Regions from separate parts of the Homo sapiens genome. Here region 1 is linked to region 2. Evidence: read pairs that join two places in POLR2A ChIA-PET (ENCODE). Cell type or tissue: K562. All regions are shown on one strand. Links, peaks and the distances in the headings refer to the core of each region. The heading gives the core; the rest is flanking DNA. Region 1 has its middle 33 kb from the start of FIBCD1-AS1. Region 2 overlaps ABL1 (ABL proto-oncogene 1, non-receptor tyrosine kinase).

Region 1 (8,999 bases), core at 4,019-6,518, 110 kb before region 2:
GGTACCGCTGCACTCCAGCCTGGGCTACAGAGTGAGACTCTGTTTCAAAAAAAAAAAAAAAAAATGTGGGAACCCCTGGCTCTCCCTCCACGTGTTCTGGCTCCTGTCAGCCTGGTTTCCAGAGCCCGTGGGGGATGGGTGTACCGTGTGAGAGAAGAACAAACTTGCGCTTTCCAGGCCGTGAGATTCGGGGGTTGTTACCCATCCTCTCGTGCCGATCGAGCATTTAACAGATAAGCACACAGTCAGGGCCAGACGCGCAAAGCGACCTTTCTGAGGTCATGCTGCTTGGAAATGGGGCAGCTGGGACACAGGGCAAGTCTCTTCACCCAGCTCAGGCTGCCAGAGTTGGACCCAGCCCCTATACCACCTCCTGGCACCAGCTTCCTTCCATCCCTGGGGCCAGCTGACTTTTTCAAAAGGCCAATCTGTCAACACGTCCCCTCAAGCGACACCTAGGCCTCTCCCAGAGCCCTCTGCTCTCCCCCGTGCGCTCAGCCTCACACCTCCGGGCCTTGGGGTGGCTGCCCTGGTCTTTCCGAGGACTCCTCCTCCCTCCACTACTCCCTACAAATCCACTGTCCATCCAGGAGCCAGTCCATCTTTCCCAAATGTGCGTCGGCTTACACCGTCTCCTGTCCAACGCCTGTTGCTGGCTCCGAAGCGCCCCTGGTGAAAGAGCCCTGGCGTGGCTCGCCAGGTCCGCCTGCTTTGGCCGCCGCGGGCCTCTCCACCTCACTCGCAGCACTCTTCATTTTGGGCCAGATGCTCCAGCCACACTGGCTCTTTCAGTCCCTCAGACACCGTGCTCATTCTGTTGCAGGCCTCGCAAGGCTGTTCCTGCTGCCCGGAACACTCTTCCCTGCAATTTTAGCCCAGCTCATTCACACCTCAGCTTCGGACCTCATCTCAGACACCTAAGAGGCTACTGCCGCGGGGGTCCAGCCACGAACTCTGTGTGTGTGTGTGTGTGTGTGTGTGTGTGTGTGTGCGCGCGCGTGTGCATGTATGTGCGCATGCATGCATGCCTGTGTGTGCGTGTGAACCCCGCCTCCCCTCACACCTGCCCCAGATGCTGCAGCCCCTGACCAGCCCCAGCCCTCGTGTGTTAAGCTTGCTGTTATTTCCCTGTTCAAGGCTCATCTCTCCCACTAGGACAGCAGCCTCATGCCGGGGGATTTGCCTTATTATTTTGTATCCCAGGGGCCTCGCCCAGCACCTGGCCCAAAGGAGGTCTTCAGTGAATACAGTCGGCCCTTCATATCCATGGGTTCTGCATCTGTGGATTCAACCAACCTCGGATTGAAAATATTTTTTAAAAAGGTTTGTACCTGTACTGAATATGTAGAGACTTTTTTCTTGTCATTATTCCCCTAAACAATACAATGTAACAACTATTTACATAGCACTTACATTGCATTAGGTATTATAAGTAATCTACAGATGATTTAAAGTACACGGGAGGATGTGTGTAGGTTATGTGCAAATGCTATGCCATTTTGTAGAAGAGCCTAGAGTATCCGTGGATTTTGGTATCCACAGGGGTCCTGGAACCAATCCCACATCGATATCCAGGGACAACTGTATTCACAGAATGAATGAGTGAGTGAGTAAATGAAGGCTTTACATTGCTTGATACCATGAGTGGCCATGAGTCAGGGAAAATGTATTTGAATTTCTCTGTCCAGGACACAGACCCAGCCACCCCTCAGGGAACTGCACCCAGGTGATGACCTCTCATGGATAAGCCACTGCCCTTCAGAGGGCGGCACCGTGTGTGAATTCACTGTCCGTCCTGCTCACAGGCCTGGCTGCACCTGAGATCCCTGTGCTTAGGGTCTGTGCTCTCTGAGGTTCATACACAGAGTCACTCATTCCTAAGAGTCAGGCCTCAAGCCCTGGAGCGTGGACCCCACAATGGTGCAGTGTCACCCGTCAGAAAGACCGTGAGCTTTGGAGCCAGAGAGACCCCGTTCCAGTCCCTCCTGCTAGCTGTGTGACCTTGGAGAGTCACTGAACATCTTGGTGGAAGCCTCTGTTTTCTCCTCTGCAGAATGGGCATAAAATGATGCCCACCTCCAAGAGCTGCCATGAGGATTCAGAGTCCATGTCCAGAGTCTTCAGCTGTTACGGTCATGACCTTGGCCTCCCAGCCCTGCCCTGTGGACCTGCACACCCAGGCAGGGACTGCTGACCCTGAGATTCAAGGTGTTAAAACATGAGTTGGAGGGCACATGTTCTCAGGATCTCCTGAGGGCTGTGTCACGGGCCATTGGTCACTATAAAATTAAATTAGGCCAGGTGCGGTGGCTTACGCCTGTAATCCCAGCATTTAGAGAGGCCAAGGTGGGCAGATCACCTGAGGTCAGGAGTTCGAGACCAGCCTGGCCAACATGGCTAAACCCCGTCTCTACTAAAAATAGAAATTTAGCAGGGCATGGTGGCACGTGCCTATAGTCCCAGCTACTCAAGAGGCTGAGGCAGGAGAATCACTTGAACCTGGGAGGCGGAGGTTGCAGTGAGCCGAGATCGTGTCACAGCACTCCAGCCTAGGCAACAGAATGAGACCCCATCTCAAATAATTAATTAATTAATTAAAAACGAGTTAGCTTTTTTTAAAAAAACTTATTTTAGATTCAAGGGTACATGTGCAGGTTTGTTATATGGATAAACTGCGTGTCACGGGGGTTTGGTGTACCGACAGTTTGATCACCCCAGTAATAAGCATAGTACCCAGTAGGTATTTTTTAATCCTTTCCCTCCTCCCAATCCCCACCCTTGAGTAGGCCCCCGTGTGTGTTGTTCCCCTCCTTATGTCCATGTATTCTTGTTGTTTAGCTCCCACTTACAAGTGAGAATACACGGTATTTGGTTTTCTGTCCCTGCACTTAGTTTGCTTAGGATAATGGCCACCAGCTCAATCCATGTTGCTGCAAAGGACATGACCTTGTTCTTTTTCATGGCTGCATAGTATTCTGTGGTGTATATGTACCACGTTTTCTTTATCCGGTCCACTATTGATGGGCATCGTGGTTAAATCTATGTCTTTGCTTGTGTGAATAGTGATGTAATGAACATGTACATGCATGCATCTTTATGGTAGAATGATTTATATTCCTTTGGGTATATACCCAATAATGGGATTGCTGAGTCGAACTGTAATTCTGTTTTAGGTTCTTTGAGGTCTTCCTACACTGCTTTCCATAATAGCTGAACTAATTTACGCCCCCTCCAGCAGTGGGCAAGTGTTCTGAAATACAGGTTAGCTCTCAGTGGAGACTTTCTCTCACACAGTCAGAAGGACCTGAGGGGCATTGACGATGGAGACTTTCACATCTGTAAAAGCCACTCACCTGTATGCACTCTCAGGGTGGAGGTACCTGCTGCAGGTGTGACGTCATTAAAGGTTGTCCCCACCGCAGATGGTGACCTCACCTAGGGAAAAGTCCCAGGTGTCCTACCAGGCTGTCTGGAGCTGGGCAGGGGCGCTGAACAGTGGTATCTGGGGGGAGATAAATTGATGGGCCATTTGGTGACCATTCTGTCTTCTCCCTGAGCTCAGGGAGGGGCTTGGTGCTTCCAGACCCCTGTTGCTTGTTTTTCTTTCTTTCTTTCTTTTTTTTTTTTTTGAGCAGAGCTCACCTGAGGTGGACAGAGTCTCCCTCTGTTGCCCAGGCTGGAGTGCAGTGGCACAATCTCGGCTCACTGCAACCTCTGCATCCCGGGTTCAAGCGATTCTCCTGCCTCAGCTCCCGAGTAGCTGGGATTACAGGCACCCACCACCAAGCCCAGCTAATTTTTTGTATTTTTAGTAGAGACAGGGTTTCACCGTGTTGGCCAGACTGGTCTCGAACTCCTGACCTCAAGTGATCCACCCACCTCAGCCTCCCAAAGTGTTGGGATTACAGGCGTGAGCCACTGCACCCAGCCTGGTGCTCATTTTTCTATTGAACTCCTTGCCGTGTTTCCAAGCCTGTGATCCTCTTGCCGTCATTAGCTATGGATGAGCAGAAGTCCCTGAGGTTGGAGAGGAATGAGAGGGATTGGGAAGGTGTGGGGAGCAGCCAGAATTGCAGGGTCCATGGCCTGGGTGGGGATTGCACCTGGGTAGGCGTCGCATCGGCCTCATTCCCACGGCCCCCGGGGAGTTCTGTGTGCCTCCCGCCTGGCAGAGGCTCCTAGAGACACTGGGAATCAGGTCTGTCCTCTGTGGCCCCACTTACTGCCTCCTCCGGGGACAGAGCTGCGCAGGGATGACCATGAGATCAACTGTGAGGCTGCAGGTGACTGCACGGCTCAGAAAAGAATTGCAGCTCCCTTGGCGGATCCCCCAGAACCCCCTGTGATGAGCTTTGGGAACATTTTCACCTCTTCATCAACGGGTACCCACTCGGGGCCAGCCGGAGGCAGGGGGAGGGGAACACTACCAGGCAGCATGCAGACGCAACTCCAGCCACCACCGCCCACAGGGGCAGACTAGCAAGAGGACCGTTTCGTGCCATGAGCTGTGATGGGAGGTACAGGCTGTGCACTGAGAGGCACCCATGACAGCTGGGGCAGGAGGCCGGCGGTCAGAGAAGACTGGCCCTGAGGATTGAACCGGGGTGAGCTGCGATACAAGGCAGAGGGGGGTGTTCCAGGCAGAGGGAGCAGCTTGCGCAAAGCCCGGGACGAAAGACAGAGGCAGGGCGTTTGTGTTCAGTGAGCTGAAGAAGACCAGGGTGGCTGGTACCCAGGGGGACAGGGGAGTGTGGCACCGGCTGGAGGGGTGGGCACCGGCAGCCCCTAGGATGGAGTCTGGGCTTTGTCTTACAGCTAGAGGCGGACGTGGATCAGGGAAGGGAAGCATTCTGCTCTGGCCCTCCTGTCCCACCCGGGAGGTGGCAGGGTCCATACCCAGCCCTGCTCAGCCCACCACCTGTCCTTGGCTCTAGAAGGTGGAGCCGGAGACTTTGAGTTGCTCAGGGGCCACCCAAACAGACAATGATGGCGACCGTTACGCCCCAGCCTCCGAGGTCTGCTGGAGGGTCATTTAAACAGCCGGAGGGTATTTGGGAGTCTGGGGCCAGGCTGCGGGAGGCAGGGAGCAGAGCTCACCTGCAGGTGGACGGCTGCACCTGCAGAGAAAGGTCACCCTGTGTTCGCCTCCATGGACCTGGTGCTCGATTGCCTTAGTTTACCCTCTGGGTGCCCACAGAACCAGGTTAATCCCTTCCACACAGCACAGCCACAAGGGAGTTTAGGCCTGGGCAAATAGCACACAGGGCCCTGGCTGCTGGGGGTGGGCTCAGTGACCCTTGGTGACTGTTCCCTCACACCATCTCCTCCTACTGCAAAGGCAGGACCCACTTACTGCTGGTCGCTGTCCCAGAGGCTGGCAGAGACGTCAGAGAAGGCAGGGCTGGCATCTCACGAATGGGAAGTGGGCATAACTGGGTAGCCTCCTCTGGTTGGGCCCTCAGTGGGCTGTGTGGCTGGGGCAGCCTGAGGTACCAGCCAAGGCCCCAGCCCATCTGCTGAGATTTCAAAGGCAAATGTTCTGAGAAAGAATGGGGCTTAATAAGCTCGGAGATCGATTCCACTGAAGGGAAGGAGAGAGGGAGAGATCAGAGAGACCTGGAGCAATACAGAGATAACAGCAGAGACAGACAGAGGGACAGAGACACAGAGACAGAGGGACAGAGACACAGAGACAGAGGGACAGAGACAGAGCACAGAGACAGAGGGAGCAGAGAGACACAGAGACAGAGGGACAGAGACACAGACAGAGCACAGAGACAGAGGGGGCAGAGAGACACAGAGACACAGCACAGAGACAGAGGGGACAGAGACACAGAGACAGAGGGGGCAGAGAGACACAGAGACAGTGGGAGCAGAAAGACACAGAGACACAGCACAGAGACAGAGGGGACAGAGACACAGAGTCACAGCACAGAGACAGAGGGGACAGAGACACAGAGTCACAGCACAGAGACAGAGGGCGCAGAGAGACACAGGCAGACACACAGAGAAAGAGGGAAGGAGAGAAACAGAAGCAGACACAGAGACAGATAAATACAGAGCTTCACAACAGAGACACACAGAGAGACACAGACCACAGAGACAGAGACACATGGAGAGACACAGACCACAGAGAGAGACACATAAAGACCACAGAGACAGAGACACACAGAGAGACACAGACCACAGAGACAGAGACACACGGACAGACACAGACCACAGAGAGAGACACATAAAGAGACACAGACCACAGAGACAGAGACACACAGAGAGACACAGACCACAGAGACAGAGACACATGGACAGATACAGACCACAGAGACAGGGAGACATGGAGAGATACAGACCACAGAGACAGAGAGACACAGACCACAGACCATAGAGAGAGAGACACACAGACAGACAGACACGGACCACAGAGACAGAGACACATGGAGAGATACAGACCACAGAGACATACGGAGAGACACAGAGACACACACACCATGGAGACAAAGAGAATCAGAGCCCTGCCCTACACAGAAACACAGACACACACACAGACAGAGACACAGGGAGACACACACCACAGGGAGAAAGAGAGGCCGGGCCCTGCCTCCCGACTACAGAAACAGAGACATGCAGAGACACACACTGAGACAGAGAGAGGTGGAGACACTGGGGCCTCCCAGACAATGAGAAAGTCAGTGAACCAGGGGAGGAGGGGAAGTCTCTGCTTGTGAACCAGTGGGGCGGGGGCAGAGGGGCCTGGGAGGGCCCGAGGGTCTGAGCCTCCTCAGGAAGCTGGAGAAGCTGCTGTGGGGCCGGCCCCTCCCCTAGCTCACTGGGGTCTCGGCTTGGTCCTCTTGCCCCTTAGGAGCATGAGGGGCACACAGGCTGCAGCTGTCCTTTCCGGAAACTTCCCGTACGCCAGGTCCATCCTGTGACCCAATGACCATCAGTGAGTTAAGCTCCGAGAATTCCCACTTCCAGATGAGAAAACAGGCTGGGCTCATATAACGGCCCCTCACAAAGATGGGATTTGGGTGCAGGCCTTTTCAGCTTTTTCAGCTTTGAACACGCATTTCTATCACCCAAGTCTATGCCTCTTAAAGTCAAAAGCAGGCAGGTGCTTTCTTAAGAATGGACAATGCCCATCACTAGTGGCAGAAAGGCTTTCACTCCCTCCCTCCTCCCTTCTTCCCTTCTCCATTCCTTCCTCTCTCCTCCCTCCCTTCCTCCCTCCTCCCTCCTGCCTCCTCCCTCCCTTCCTCCTTTCTTCCTCCCTCCCTCCTTCCCTCCTTCCTTTCTTCCTCTTTCCTGCCCTTCCTCCCTTCCTTCCTTCCTCTCTCTCTCTTTGCCCTTCCTTTTGGAACATGTGTCTCCACCTCTCTCTGTCTCAGTGTGTGTCTCTGCATGTCTCTGTTTCTGCAGTCGGGAGGCAGGGCCCGGGCTCTCTTTCTCCCTGTGGTGTGTGTCTCCCCGTGTGTCTCTGTCTCTGTGTGTGTCTCTGTTTCTCTGTAGGGCAGAACTCTGATTCTCTTTGTCTCCAGTATGGAGTCTGGCTATAGTAGATTATTAATAAAAAATTTTTAGCTAAGCGCAATGGTTCATGCCTGTAATCCCAGCATGAGGGAATTATGCTTTGGGAGGCCAAAGCAGGTGGATCAGTTGAGGCCAGGAGTTCAAGACAAGTCTGGGCAACATGAAGAAACCCTATCTCTACAAAAATAGAAAAATTAGCTGAGCGTGGTAGTGCATGCCTGTAGTCCCAGTTACTCAGCAGGTTGAGGTTGGAGAATTGTTTGAGCCTGGGAGGCTGAGGCTACAGTGAGCCACTGCACTCCAGCCTGGCTAACAGAGCAAGAGCCTGTCTCAAAAAAATAAAAAAGAAAAAGAAACAAAATGAACACCATGTTAAAATGTAGGTGTCTCTTGTTCCCTCCACAGTTCTTCACAGGCCTGTCCTGAGTTCTCCCACGCACAGATTGCCAGGTCTCTCGCCTCCTTCTCCAAGCTCAAAAACCACGCACAGCCTCTGCGATGCATGAGCTTCCTGAGCTGAGGCACCTCAACTCGAGTGGCCAGGGCTGGGCCCGGAGCCTCGAGGTGCCCCACCCCACCCCGCCATGCCCAGGCAGATCGGACCCTGTCTGGACGGTAACCTGGCTGGTGGTTCTTCCCACCACCACCAGGCAGCAGTTACTAGGTGCTCACTGTGGCCAGGCACGCACGAGATCCCTTTCCATCCTCACCTCCCCACCAGGAGGAAGAGCCTTTTTTTTGAGACAGAGTTTCACTCTTGTCACCCAGACTGGAGTGCAATGTCACGATCTTGGCTCACTGCAACCTCTGCCTTCTGGGTTCAAGCGATTCTCCTGCCTCAGCCTCCTGAGTAGCTGGGATTACAGGCATGTGCCACCATGCCCAGCTAATTTTTTTTTGTATTATTAGTATAGACGGGGTTTCACCATGTTGGCCGGGCTGGTCTTGAACTCCTGGCCTCAGATGATCCACCCACCTCGGCCTCCGAAAGTGCTGGGATTATAGGCGTGAGCCACCTCGCCCAGCCTATTTTATTTTTTTGAGAGGGAGTCTTGCTCTGTCACCCAGGCTGGAGTGCAGTGGCACAATCTCCGCTCACTGCAACCTCTGCCTCCCGGGTTCAAACGATTCTCAGGCCTCAGTCTCCCGAGTAGCTGGAGCTACAGGAATGCGCCACCAGGCCTGGCTAATTTTTTTGTGTTTTTAGTAGAGACAGGTTTTTGCCATGTGGCCAGGCTGGTGTCAAACTTGTGGCTTCAAGTGGTCCGCCCGCCTCAGCCTCCCAAAATGCTGGGATTACAGGCCTGAGCCACCGCGCCTGGCCCATTTTAATCATGTTAAAGTACACAGTTCAGCAGCATTTAGACCATTCACCATGTTGTGCTGTGTGAACTTTTTCATCACCCCAAACACAAACCAATTAAGCAGTCACGCTTCATCCCTCCTTTCCCTCCAGCCCCTGGAAACTATTAATC
Region 2 (8,999 bases), core at 2,623-5,122:
CCTTAATGTGCTCAGCAGACCATGCTGTTTTTTGGCATGGAGTGCTCTGATTTACCAGGGTGACATGCTAATGTCAAAGGCTGGACAGTGAACGCCTGCCAGTATCCGGGGATTCAATGCTGCTCACGTATAGGACTGGGGCTTTAAGAATCTTGCTTGATCAACAATATGGTTAAAAAGTAGCTCTCAAAGGAAGCTTTCGAAGCAAGTGGGGTTTTTCTGTTTTGAAGACTACATAATAAACCACATACAATGAAATCATTTCATAAATATCATTTGCTTTTATAGCTACTGACCCTCTTCTAAAAGACCCATGTAATAATCTTGAGAGGTATGTACATGCAAAAGGAACATGGCTCTCAAAGGCAGCCCTCTTCTCATCTGTCTCTCTTACATACACACAAACACACAAGGGAGGAAAGTACAAATAATTCCTTTTCTTATAGAAAAATCAATGTGAATTTGTCTCCCCCTGCTGGAATCAGACCTTGTCCAATTTATAATTTTAACTATTAACAACAGCTGGCCGAGTGTGGTGGCTCATGCCTGTAATCCCAACACTTTGGGAGGCCAAGGTGGATCACCTGAGTTCCGGAACAACCTGGTCAACATGGTGAAACCCCATCTCTACTAAAAATACAAAAATTAGCCAGGCGTGGTAGCGCATGCCTGTAGTTCCAGCTACTCAGGAGGCTGAGGCAGGAGAATCACTTGAATTCGGGAGCAGGAGGTTGCAGTGAGCCAAGATCGCACCACTGCACTTCAGCCTGGGCGACAGAGTGAGACTTCATCTCAAAATAGAAAACCAAAACAACAACAACAAAACAGCCTACGTTTGTAGTTGTGTTAAACTGGAAATATCCCTGACGCAATTCTGTGACATTCCTTTACTTTCATTAAAAAAATTCCTATCATTTTGCTGAAGAAAATTCTCTTTATATAGTAAAATAAAGCTAACTCAGATGAATGAGGTGAAGGAAACACTTTGAGTGAAAGCTATGAATTTTCAGCCTGGTCTCTTCTGTGCTTGTTAGGGAGGGAGATGGGTCAACTGGCCTCTTTGCACGGACTGACGAGGCTGGCCCAGATGCAGATGAACATTCTGGGCGGTACGGCGGAGCGGTTAAGAGAATGACTTGTGGATTATACTGACCTAGCTCTGCTGCTGTGTGACCATGGTAAGTTACTCACCTTCTCTGAGCCTGTTTTCTCATCTGCACAACAGAAAGAATGTCAGTATCTCCCTTGTGCACAGAGTGCCAAGAGCAGTTCCTGGCATGAGGCCAGCACTCACTCAGCGGTGCTTGCTTTTATTACTATTAAGGCAGTTTATCTCTATTCCTGAGTAGACCGAACAGATAGCTTGTAGAAAACAAAGGCTGGTTCTTTAATGAATACTAGGGTTGTTTGTCTTCTCACAGATACATTCTCCCAGACTCAACATCTCACAGGTATTTTCTTTTTTTTTTTGAGACGGAGTCTTGCTCTGTCGCCCAGGCTAGAGTGCAGTGGCGCGATCTCGGCTCACTGCAAGCTCCGCCTCCCAGGTTCACACCATTCTCCTGCCTCAGCCTCCCGAGTAGCTGGGACTACAGGCACCTGCCACCACGCCCAGCTAATTTTCTGTATTATTAGTAGAGACGGGGTTTCACCATGTCAACCAGGATGGTCTTGATCTCCTGACCTTGTGATCTGCCCTCCTCGGCCTCCCAGAGTGCTGGGATTACAGGCATGAACCACTGCACCCGGCCCTCATAGGTATTTTCTAATCAGTTTCCTCCTTTTTGCTCACCCCCAAGCACAGGTATTCTACAGCATGAAAAAGAACACTGTTTTTAAAAATGGCTTGGCCTCTCTGGGGGGCCGAGACAGGCAGATAACTTGAGGCCAGGAGTTCGAGACCAGCCTGGCCACATGGTGAAACCGTGTCTCTACTAAAAATGCAAAAATTAGCCGGGCGTGGTGGCAGGAGTCTGTAATGCCAGCTACTCAGGAGGCTGAGGCAGAAGAATTGCTTGAACCTGGGAGGCCGTTGCAGTGAACTGAGATCATGCCACTGCACTCCAGCCTGAACTACTGGGCAAAACTCTGTCTGAAAAAAAAAAAAAAAAAAAAAGAAAAAGAAAAAAGAAATGGCTTGGCCTTCCAGCAGTTTCTGTGTAGCAGGCTTTCAATGTCTCGCTCTCAGCAGGGACCCCCTCCCTGAGCAGGGCCATTATCTACAGATAGATCAGTTTCCACATCTGTTTCTGGTTAACCAAATGCTAGGTGAGAGAGGTTACAGGCACAGTGAAACACCACAGGGATTATCCTTATTTCCAATATTCCTTCACCCATCAGATGAATCAGGATCAACACAGCTAAATACACTGAAGAGACTGCTGGGTGTGGTGGCTCACGCCTGTAATCCCAGCACTTTGGGAGGCCGAGGAGGGCAGATCATGAAGTCAGGAGATCGAGACCATCCTGGCTAACATGGTGAAACCCTGTCTCTACTAAAAATACAAAAAATTAGCCGGCGTGGTCGCAGGCACCTGTAGTCCCAGCTACTCGGGAGGCTGAGGCAGGAGAATTGCTTGAACCCGGGAGGTGGAGCTTGCGGTGAGCCGAGATCACGCCACTGTACTCCAGCCTGGGTGACAGAGTGAGACTCTGTCTCAAAAAAACAAAAACAAAAACAAAAAGCAAAAAAAAAAAAACCACTGGAGGGATAGAGTTAGACTGAGGAAGGCGATTCACACTCCAGAGGTGGGACTTGAAGCTCGAGAGGAAAGCCCAGGAGAGACCACCTCGTAGAGGAGCCCCCAGAACTCATCTCCCTGGCCAGAGGAGAACCCACTGCAAGGAATGCCTGTCTTGCAAGAGCAAGTGCAACCTGGCAACAGCAGGCTCCGAGCCCTCCTTGTGCGGCCAGAGAGCCACTGCGTACAACTGCCAAGGGTACGACTGCCCTTCTTCTCGGCTTCTTTCTGGAGCTCCCCAACTAACACCCATTTCCTGGGAGAAATAAAACCGAAACACACTGTGCTGGGTGGAGGAAACAGGCACTCTCTCAACACCACTGGGGAGTGCAAATTGATGACACAAACTCCTTGGAAGGTACTCTGGCAGTATGGTCAAGGCCATAAATGCACATGGTCCCTGATCCAGTAGTTTCTGGAAGCGGACCCACCAGGATAGTTTCACATACATGCAAATGAGGGGAATCACTGTGCTGCTGTTTAGAACAGCAAAATATTGGAAATAAGAGAAAGGCCCACTGAACACTGGTACATGTTAAAATATATCCATACAAAAACAAGACAACCTTATGTATATCAATAAGGAACAACTGCCAAGACACATGATGTGGACAACAGAAGACAGAGATCCGTGCCTATGGGATGCTGTCACCTGGTTAAAACAAGGTTCACATATGCGGACTCAGGAAAGACACAGAACTCGAGGGTGGGACAACCTATTCAAAAAAATATATCCTGCACATTATTTTCCACTGTTTAAGTAGTAAATTTGTCAGTTAGCTCATGAGTCAATCTAAATGCCACAGCTAGATCACCAGCGGTCTTTTCCAAATTCTATTACTTAGAGAACTGATTCATAGAAAAAAAAGACACTGATGTACAAACTCTGAATACAGTTCATTAAAAAATTGCAGCCTCTTAGCTGGGCACAGTGGCACAAGCCTGTGATCCCTGCTACTCAGGAGGCTGAGGTGGGAGGACTGCTTGAGCCAGGAGTTTGAGGCCAGCTGGGCAACACAGTGAGACCCCGTTCCCCCACCTCAAAAAAAATTAGAGCTTCTTGTACTTGACTGTTGGTTTTCTTAAGCACGTCCTCCCTTTAACACAGATAGCAAGACTATGTCCTGCCCAATACTATCAAAATTCAAGGGTGCAGTTCCCAATCAATGAGCCTTTGCTGTAATTCCAGCTTCCCATCTGCAGGGGTCAGCCTAGTGTCCTGCTTTTTTCCTGTTCTCTTCTGTCTTCCTTCTGCCTGGAAGGTATATGAATGACCCAAGGTTGCTTGACTTGTTCACTATGGAGTTGCGGTTAAAAGTAGGCCCTTGCTCCCCCTGCTGGCAAAAGAGGACTCTGGCTCTGCCCTTGGAGAAGCCAGCGATAGGAAACAGGCTGGATGGGAGGAAACTGAGGCCCAAAAATCGGCTGAGGGAAGGACGCTTGGGCAAGGCTGCAAGGATTTTTCAAGGGTTTTGAAGAGGAAGGTAGATCGTAGCCACAAACTGCAAAGGAAGTAAATGGGAGAGTGGGGGGAAAAGGTGATTTTTTTTTAAAAGGCATAACTGTGGCTTATGTAAATATTTTATGGTATTTGAGAAATAAGAATCTGGGTTCAATTTTAAAAAAGAAGAGCTGAGCTTTGGAGCTGAGTGCCCCAGTTCAAATCCTGATGCTGCCACTCCTGGCTGTGTGATGCCAGGTCAGTCACTTAACCTCTCTCTCTTCCATTTTCTCAGCATTAAAATGTTGATACAGGGTGAATGTCCCTTAACTGAAAGGCTTGGGGCTACAAGTGTTTCGGAGCTCAGATCTTTGCAGATTGGGGAATATCCACACTATATTACCAGATGAGCACTCCAAATTAGAAAATCCAAAATCTGAAATGTTCCAGTATGCATTTCCTCTGAGCTGCATGCCGGTGCTCAAAAAGTTTTGGATTTGGGAGCATTTAGGATTTGGGATTTTAGGGTCCGGGATGCTCAACCTGGAAGGATCTTAAGGTTGTGAGGATTCAATGAGATGCGACATGTAGTAAGCACAGAGGTCTCTGCCAGGCACACAGCAAGGGCACGATGAAGCTGAATGTTAGCCACTGCCATGATTTAGAATCCACTCAAGGATTTCAGCTTTTTTTTTTTTTTTTTTTTTTGGAGACAGGGTCTCACTCTGCTCCCCAGGTAGGAGTGCAGTGGCACGATTACGGCTCACTGCAGCCTCAACCTCCCGGGCTCAGGTAATCCTCCCATGTCAGCCTCCCAAGTAGCTAGGAATACACACGCACCACCACGCCTGGCTGATTTTTGGTATTTTTTGTAGAGGCAGAGTTTTGCCATGTTGCCCAGGCTGGTCTTTAACTCCTGGGCTCAAGCAATCCACCAGCCTTGGCCTTCCAAAGTGCTGGGATTACAGGCGTAAGCCACCGTGCCTGGCAATTTCAGCTTCTATAGCAAAGGTAAATGCCCCATATTTACACTAATCTTATTTGACAAATAGGCAACATACTGCAGGGATGTTTCTGCGCACGGCCAGGAGGAAGGAGGGCTAATTTATTTAGCAGTTGCTTAGTACCGTATTTTCAGTTAACACACTTCCAGAAAGGGACATACTGCCTTTTCCCTAATTAGATACCACTCCGGGTGACTGCCCACAGAAATCCACGCAATGACATCCTGTAATTCTTTACCAACTGTGAGATCGTAAGTTAATTAGGCTCTTGGGAAAAATTATTAGAAGTATAATTAAAAGCAGAGTAACACATTATTAGTAAAGCACATTCTGAAAGGCACCCACTTTAGATTCAGTGATATAAGAAACCCACCCCACAAACCACACAGGTCTCCAGCAGGTACCCTTCTCTGGAGTCTCCTCCTTCAGTTGTTCAGAAAACAATGCCACAGCACCATCTACTGAAGTAGCGTTTCCTCAAATGTCAAGTTGTACAACCCGATCTTGGAAGTTTTCAGACAAGCTTTTACTGGTTGAAATCTAGGGTATTTTGCGCTTGGAATCTTCCTTCATTTGACAAATCCTGGTGAAAGTGTGCTGAAATCTAGGCCATTCTCAGTTTGCTGAGCTGGTCAAGGCCCCATTTCTTGGGTCTGGTCTTCAACCCTGTGCAACCCAAGGAGCTGGGGCACCTGCACAGCTCCCCCGTCCCTCCTTCGTTCACCCCCTGGTGGTGTCCCGAGGACTGCTGCGCTGCAATCCTTCTTCCTCCTACTACCTGGACCACCCTATGTCTCAGATGAAGAACTCTGTCCCATTCATTTTCTAATCCAGTGTTGAGCCCAGGAACCGTCAAATAGAAGTGAAGAACTTGATAAATATTTATTCAATTAAGAAAAAGTCCAGGGCCGGGTGTGGTGGCTCATGCCTATAATCCCAGCACTCTGGGAGGCTGAGGTAGGCAGATCACTTGAGGTCAGGAGTTTGAGACCAGCCAGGCCAACACAGCGAAACCCCATCTCTACTAAAAATACAAAAATTAGCTGGGTGTGGTGGCGGGTGCCTGTAATCCCAGCTACTCGTGAGGCTGAGGAAGGAGAATCGCCAATTTGGGGAGGCGGAGGTTGCAGTGAGCTGAGATCATGCCACTGCACTCCAGCCTAGGCAACAGAGTAAGACTCCGTCTCAAAAAAAGAAAAGAAAAAGTCCTATCTGAGAAATATCCAGGGTCCTTAAGGTAACCCCAAACCATGCCCCCACCCCAGTGCCAGTCCTGCCTCAAAGACAGGCACGTGCTGAATAAGAGCATCAGGAAGCCACCTTTGGTTTCTAGGACTAAAGAATGTGATCTTTTCTCTAAAGCAGCCACTTCATACCAGTCAGAAATCATACTTCCCATTTCACTATGCCTTTGGGTGAAGGCATCAGGTCAGTCAAGGAGTCCCTAAAAGGCAGGCATGTGGCTGCACCAGTCTCAATGTGTGCACCTGACTTCTGAGACACATGCACAAACTAAACTCTATTTTTCCCAGAGGTGGATGTTTCAGTTCTTTTCTAACAGCTCTAAAAAGGGGCTGCCTCTCTTGATTTCTGTGCACAGGTCAAGGTAATCAAAGTTCATTTAAAACAAGTGGAAATAATGTAAGTCAACACTAGGGGACACCCTCGCCACAGGGAAAAGCCTGGATCACATTTTGAAGAATGCAAAGGGCTGAAAATGAAAACTTCCTTCCCTTGGCGTCCTAAGGGTTTCAAAGAACTTCAAAAGAAGAAAAAAACCTGCCTGGAAACTACAAACACTATTCATTAGTGGAGAGGGTAAAGTCCCAGTTAACAAGAAAGACCAGACTGTATCTGAGTTGGTCAAAAGCGAGTTTCCTGGATGCCTTTCTAGCGGGGACACTTCCACCTCTGCCTGCAGGAGTCTGGGCAGCTGCAGAATTGGAACCCACTGGGGATGCCCAGGGCACCTGCCTTCCAAATCAGCCAACAAAAATCCACAGAAGAGTCAAATGCATTTTGGTTAAATCTTCTTTCAAAACTCAGAGATCTTTTTTTCCTCCTTAACTCTCGGTAGGAAGTGATCTCCATGCCGCACGAACAGCATGGAAATCCACGGCTTTAAAAGAACCTTGCCATAAAATGAGAAAACCTCTCCAAATGACTAATCTTTTTACACCAAAACCCCTCCATGCTTGTCAGCTCTCACCATATGTGGAAACACACTCGGACTATGAGAATGATTCCACTCCTACAAAGACACAGGAATGATATAAGACGGAAAAGTCAATTCCGTGGCGCCAATGAAGCCCTCGGACAGCAGGCAGGAGGTAGACTTCCAGGCAGATGCATCGCCTAATGCCAGCAGACGCCTTGCCCCACGTACCCTGGGCACCCCCGGCAGTCCCAGCCTACCTTCAAGGTCTTCACGGCCACCGTCAGGCTGTATTTCTTCCACACGCCCTCGTACACCTCCCCGTACTGGCCCCCGCCCAGCTTGTGCTTCATGGTGATGTCCGTGCGTTCCATCTCCCACTTGTCGTAGTTGGGGGACACACCATAGACAGTGGGCTTGTTGCGCTTTGGGGCTGGATAATGGAGCGTGGTGATGAGCCCGTCGGCCACCGTTGAATGATGATGAACCAACTCGGCCAGGGTGTTGAAGCGGCTCTCGGAGGAGACGTAGAGCTGAAGGAAACAGGGAACAGCCTTCAGCCCACAGAGACAGGCAAGCTCAAAGAGCTCACGTGAGCCAGTTTGGCTGAGCCTTAATTCACTACACAGCAAAATCTCACATAAGGAGCTCTCCACACAGGACAGAGTGTTTAGAAGATCACTTCTGCTGTCTTTCTCTACGTGTGCTCTAAGTTACTCGCTCAAGCAAAAAGACACAATAAAAGGCCTCAGGGCCTCTGTACCTGCTGCTGCTCCCTCTGCCTGAAATCTCCCACTCCCTCATCTTCCGTGCCCAGTTCTCGCTTCCCGTTCCAAGGCCAGTTTTAAGGTCCGTGAAGTCTTCCCCAACCACCCAATCTAAAGTCATCACACGGCACGGGTCATCCTACCACCTGTCTTACTTCTCAGCAATGGACCCACTACTAGCTCATAATTTCCTGTTTATCTGCTTAATTACTGTCTGTCTCCACCTAAGAGCATGCAAGCTTCATGAAAGCAGAACCCTAAGCTGTCTTCATTCCAATGTTGAGAACAGGAAATCAACATGTAATAAGTACTCAATAAATAACTGTTGATTAAATTAACACATGGTAGAACTTGGTGGGTAGTTGCTGGTAGGAAAAGCGAAGAATTCATTTAATTTATAATTTAAAGGGGATAAACCTAGAATGAAATAGTGACCAGAAGATGAAAACCACTAAACACATCCAACACGAGGAAGCAAAAGGAAGGATTTACGACACAAGAGCATTCGGTCCCCGTGTGAGAGCTACAGCAGGTGAGGACCTAGGGTCAAACCCTGCATGTAGAGTTTGCATCTGGACACAACAGAGCTGGAGAGGAAGGAGAAGGAGCAGGCTGGCAGAAAGCAACAATGCAGTGGGTGCCAGCTACCTGTTTTCTTCTCTTTTCATTGGTGTGGCAAGGGAATACTTCCTTACCAAAAACAATTCCACATGAAAAATCCACATAAAACATCTGGACTCCAGGCACATAACTGAATCTACTGGCTTGCTCAGGGTAGCCAACCATCACTGAAGGTGGAAAGAAGACTTAAAATCATGACTAGGCATTCAGAAGACTTGCCCAAACTGCAAAGATGTGGGAAGAAGGAGCAGATTTGGGACAGTGGTGATG

What was found. Peaks named below come from ENCODE experiments on the same cell type or tissue, not always from the same donor. Only the 100,000 strongest peaks of a DNase experiment are listed, where the experiment ranks them.
Region 1: POLR2A ChIA-PET joins it to region 2 with 5 read pairs; 2 of 35 experiments call an interaction of 5 or more read pairs at or near these places.

What each region holds. Positions count from the first base shown.
Region 1 is chr9:130,969,306-130,978,304 of GRCh38, reverse strand. No RefSeq gene overlaps it. Among named protein-coding and RNA genes, the nearest start is that of FIBCD1-AS1, 33 kb to the right of the region's middle. In K562, for the core only: no CTCF peak of the experiment used is centred there; DNase peaks (open chromatin) are centred at 4,174, 4,714, 4,992, 5,521 and 1 weaker place; H3K27me3 peaks cover 2,500 bases.
Region 2 is chr9:130,861,638-130,870,636 of GRCh38, reverse strand. ABL1 (ABL proto-oncogene 1, non-receptor tyrosine kinase) reads right to left here. Exons shown (of 11, transcript NM_005157.6): 4 at 7,602-7,874. Among named protein-coding and RNA genes, the nearest start is that of QRFP, 31 kb to the left of the region's middle. RefSeq lists enhancers at 3,861-4,155, 3,660-4,161, 7,149-7,649, 7,650-8,150. In K562, for the core only: no CTCF peak of the experiment used is centred there; a DNase peak (open chromatin) is centred at 4,026.